Regions from separate parts of the Homo sapiens genome. Here region 2 is linked to region 1. A link is a loop called in an ENCODE intact Hi-C map of the cell type or tissue named here. Cell type or tissue: GM12878. All regions are shown on one strand.

The links. A loop is a pair of places that touch in the nucleus more often than their neighbours do. Peaks named below come from ENCODE experiments on the same cell type or tissue, not always from the same donor. Only the 100,000 strongest peaks of a DNase experiment are listed, where the experiment ranks them.
Region 2: a loop joins it to region 1, with 2.2 times the contacts of the local background. A loop is called at or near these places in 1 of 110 quality-filtered maps.

The regions. Positions count from the first base shown.
Region 1 is chrX:55,866,071-55,868,570 of GRCh38, forward strand. No RefSeq gene overlaps it. Among named protein-coding and RNA genes, the nearest start is that of RRAGB, 150 kb to the left of the region's middle. In GM12878, no CTCF peak of the experiment used is centred here; a DNase peak (open chromatin) is centred at 1,361; H3K27ac peaks cover 1,688 bases.
Region 2 is chrX:55,753,686-55,756,185 of GRCh38, forward strand. RRAGB (Ras related GTP binding B) reads left to right here. Exons shown (of 10, transcript NM_006064.5): 8 at 2,156-2,247. Among named protein-coding and RNA genes, the nearest start is that of RRAGB, 37 kb to the left of the region's middle. In GM12878, no CTCF peak of the experiment used is centred here; a DNase peak (open chromatin) is centred at 1,406; H3K27ac peaks cover 1,256 bases.

The DNA of each region.
Region 1 (2,500 bases):
AACAAACCTGCACATGTACTCCTGAAATTAACATAAAAGTTATAAAAAATAAATAAAGATAGAGGAGGAAAAATAAAGTAACATGAAATTATTAACCTCTTATTGATAAAAAGAGTCAAATTCTGCAAAATATTCGAAAAGACTTATTCCAAGCCAAATATTAGTGACCATGGCCCCTGACACAGCCCTCAGGAAGTCCTGAGAACATGTGCCCAAGGTGGTCGGGGTGCAGCTTGGTTTTATACATTTTAGGGAGACATGAGACTTTAATCAAATACATTTAAGAAATACATTGGTTTGGTCCATAAAGGGGGGGACAACTTGAAGTGGGGGCTTCCAGCTTATAGGTGGATTGAAAAATTTTCTGGTTGACAATTGATTGAGTTTATCTAAAGACCTAAGATCAACAGAAAAGAATGTCTGGGTTAAGATAATGTTATACCCGAGCGAGTTAGAAAAACGCCACACTTTGAGACGAATTAAGAGTCCTTTATTAGCCGGCGACCGAGAGATGGCTAACGCTCAAAATTCTCTTGGCCCCGAAGAAGGGGCTAGATTTCCTTTTATACTTTGGTTTAGAAAGGGGAGGGGGGTCTAGTTAAAACAATTTTACAGAAATAAAGTAGGCAAAAAGTTAAAAGGATAAATGGTTACAGGAAAGTAAACAGTTCCAGGTGCACGGGCTTTAAGACTATTACAAGGTGATAGACTCGGGGCTTTGGGCGTTATCAATCAGACGAATTCCTGGGAATTGCGGATATAGCTTGCCACAGTATCTTATCAGTTAATTGCATTCTTGGATGTGCTTGGAGTCAGCTTGCACAAGTTAAGTCCTTGAGGAAGGGGCTGCCAGTGAAAGAGCCAAGATGGAGTCTGTCTGGCTCTCTTAGCTAAGGGAGAGTCAAAGCAGGTGGAAACAAGGCTAGGTGATTAAAGGAAAAGGGGGAGTCTAAAAACAGGGTTAGTAAAAACAAGGTTGGGCATTACAATAAGAGGTTATGGAGACCAAAGTTCTTATTTGCAGAGGAAGCCTTCAGATAGTAGGCTTCAGAGAGAATAGGTTGTAAATGTTTCTTATGGAACTTAAGGTTTGTGTTGATGTTAATGCCAGAGAGGTATAATGAGGCATGTTTGACCCCCCACTTTCCCTAATGGCCTGAAACTGTCTTTCAGGTTAAACTGTAAAAGAGCCCTGGCTGAGGAGGAAGTCCATTCAGATGGTTGGGGTGGGGGAGGCCTTAGAATTTCATTTTTGGTTTACACTCTTCAGGCATGGGACTAAGTTATATGATCTCTCCCCTACCATTGTGATTAGGCAATTTTTTAAGCACTAGCCCTGGCTAGTGGATACCCAGAGGTAAATTGGGAAATCACATGACACTGATGCTATTGAAAAATAAGAATACTCAGTGCATTGGCTGTGAGCCAAACCACAGTAATGTCTGTTTTCTAAGAATGAAGCAGGCAGAAACTTAAATAACTAACCTAGGAAAGTGATTCTCAAAGTGAAGTCTTCAGGCCATCATCATCAGCATCATGTGGGAACTTCTCAGAAACGCAAATTCTTAAGGCCCATTTCATATGTGCTTAATCATAAACTCTGGGAATGAGATCCAAAAACTTGTGTTTTAATAAACTTTCCGGGTGACTGATGCATGCTCAAGTTTGAGAACCACTGACTTAGACCAAAATTGTTTAGGTGTCCTTAAAATATATTCTGCTTGGTACAGTTGTCTAAATTGCTTATATTTCAGGCCTGGGTATAATTTTTCTCCAGGCCAGTTTCATTATGACATACTCTAACCTAACCCCTCATGCCATAAATACTCATAAGGAAAGGGGCACTAGGTGAGACTATAAATGTAGAGACAGCAAAATTACCCAGGACTTCCAATTTTCTTTCTAATTATTTCCCTTTATTACTAATCTTGTGGGCATCTTATGGCTGGCTATTATTAGAGACAGGCAGTTTAATAATACAGTTGTGAACTCCAAACATCTGAGACAGATCTCAGTCAATTTAGAAAGATTATTATGCTAAAGTTAAGCATTCACCTGTGACACAGCTTCAGGAAGTACTGAGACATGTGCCCAAGGTGGTCAGGGGGTACAGTTTGCTTTTATACATTTTAGGGAGACATGAGACTGTCAGGCCTCTGAGCCCAAGCTAAGCCATCATATCCCCTGTGACCTGCAGGTACACATCCAGATAGCTGGTTCCTGCCTTAACTGATGACATTCCACCACAAAAGAAGTGAAAATGGCCTGTTCCTGCCTTAACTGATGACATTACCTTGTGAAATTCCTTCTCCTGGCTCATCCTGGCTCAAAAGTTCCCCCACTGAGCACCTTGTGACCCTCGCCCCTGCCCACCAGAGAACAACCCCCTTTGACTGTAATTTTCCTTTACCTACCCAAATCCTATAAAACGGCCCCACCCCTGTCTCCCTTCCCTGACTCTCTTTTCAGACTCAGCCTGCCTACTCCCAGGTGATTAAAA
Region 2 (2,500 bases), 110 kb before region 1:
CTTTGGTGTGTAGCTCTTTGGAAGTTAGTGAAACTTAGATTTTTCCAGGTATGTATTATTAGAGAGTTCAGATTGTTGGCTGGGCATGGGGGCTCACGCCTGTAATCCCAGCACTTTGGGAGGCCGAGGCGGGTGGATCACCTGAGGTCGGGAGTTAGAGACCAGCCTGACCAACATGGAGAAACCCCGTCTCTACCAAAAAATACAAAATTAGCCAGGTGTGGTGACGCATGCCTATAATCCCAGCTACTTGGGAGGCTGAGGCAGGAGAATCGCTTGAACTCGGGAGGCGGAGGTTGGGGTGAGCTGAGATCATGCCATTGCACTCCAGCCTGGGCAACAAGAGCGAAACTCCATCTCAAAAAAAAAGAGAGTTCAGATTATTTATGCTAGTAACTGTTCATTTATGTTAAAGGATTCCTATTTCCTGTGGACTTTTATTATGAAATGTGGGATATTTTCCTTTTGAGAAAACTCACATCCTATCCTTTTCTCTAAAAGACTCATTGAAAACTTTTAATGTAGAAGAGATGTTATGGTCATCTCAGTGACATAGGAGTTCACATGAAGAAGTGGAGAGGGAAAGAGGCATGTTGGTATTTTTATTTTTCTTGTAAATTGAACTTAGCAACTATATTAGAGCCTATTGTTTGTATAACCCTGAAAGGGGGATGCAAAAACCAGTATTGTATTTGTAAATACATTTTAAAAATAGCAATAATAGAAACTAAGGTGTCACAACACACTGCATAAGTAATTGCTAATTAGCCTTGGTAAATGTAACTCTAAGAGCAGTTCCCAGTAAATAATTTGTTTCTGAGCCCTGCCAATGCTTGGTGATTTTAGAAACAATTCTTAATCTCTAGGGGCTTGTTTTCCTTCTACAAATATCTATATCATAGATTTATTGTGCAGATGAAAATGGGACACAGGAACATTGAGCACCCAGCAAGCCTTGGCATTTAGTTGACAAACTATTAAATATTGATTCCTTTTGCTACTATAGCAACAGGGCAGAGAATCCAAAGTACAATTTTTCCCTCTTCCTTTGTGGAAATATTATTTGTAACCCCAGAGGTATTTGGGAGCCATCTTTCTAGCTGGTATAGATGGGGCAAGGAGTCCTAATTAGAGTATCTTTCTGTCTCAGCCCACTGGCAGAGGTCACTTGCTTGGAATTGTGCTACCCTGAGCCTGTTTTTCCTGCTAGTGTGAGTAACAATGAGCAAGAAAGCTATTCTGTCTTGATGTACGTGGCAGGACCGAAACCTGCTTCAGCAGTATTCCCCTACTATGTCTGCCACACATGGTTGTAGAGGTTAACCTAATATAAGCTCCCTGTTCCTTACTAATAGTAACAGGTAGTTTTTGTTTCTCTTGAGACCAAGTTTAGATGTGACTGAACATTTTCACTGAGCGGGGTGAAGTCAAGCAAGGGGGATTTGTTCTTCCACTGGTATAGAAATTATGTTTTGAAATTTTCACATTGTCTCATGGAATTTCCCTGTGAGTTTTCTTCTGGTGAGTGACTCAGTTTTGCTTCCTACTAGACACTCTGCATCTGTATATTCAGCCTATAGGTAATACTTGTGTGGTTTTATTAAAATCTGAAAAAGTTAGAAAAAGTATTTTCAGCTGGTGTGGGTGTCCATCCTGAATAAGTTCATTTGTAAATATTCCTCAGGGATTGGAATCAAACAGTTAAGCTTTTAAAATACAATTCCAAAAGCTATTTGGTTAGCTTGGCCTTTATTAAAATTAAACACATGAAGTATACCTCAAGAACAGCTAGGAATTTTTATTTGTTTTTCTTTTTGATTGATACTTTTTAAAAATCGAAGACCATCATGCGAAATATTGAAATAAAATGAATATTTAGTGATTAAAGTTAGAAAAAATAGCAGTGAACCAAAATAGGCAATACGTAAATGATTTAATTATAACCAAATGGTACTAGATGGGCCATCTGAATGGACGTTGAAACCACACAGAATGTTGATAATATATAGGACAGAGGAAAAGAGACAATAAGCCAGGTGCCAAGTCTACCCTAAAAACCAGTGACCAAGGGACTGACAAATGTCTGCTTTGAGGAGTAGCAGAGGATGATGTAACTATTTTGCATGGATTCAAAGGACAATATTCTTTTTCATAGGTAATTTCTCACTATCAGTGTAAAGAGCAGCGTGATGCCCATAGATTTGAGAAAATAAGCAACATTATTAAGCAGTTCAAGCTGAGCTGCAGGTAAGAGATCTAGTAGGAATGATCTGTTTATCTCTTGAAAAAATTATTGTCATTTTTTAGAAGTTCAAATAACTATAGTTAACTGTACTTCTATATTCAGAATAGTTCCTTCAATCAAAGACAAAGCTAAATTCTAAGGGGCCTCCAGTTGACTGAAATGCAGGTCGTTGTCCTTTAATGCAAACTCAGCTGGTACAGAAGTGTATGAAAAATATCCAAACAGAATATCCTTTTGAGATGATTGATACTATTT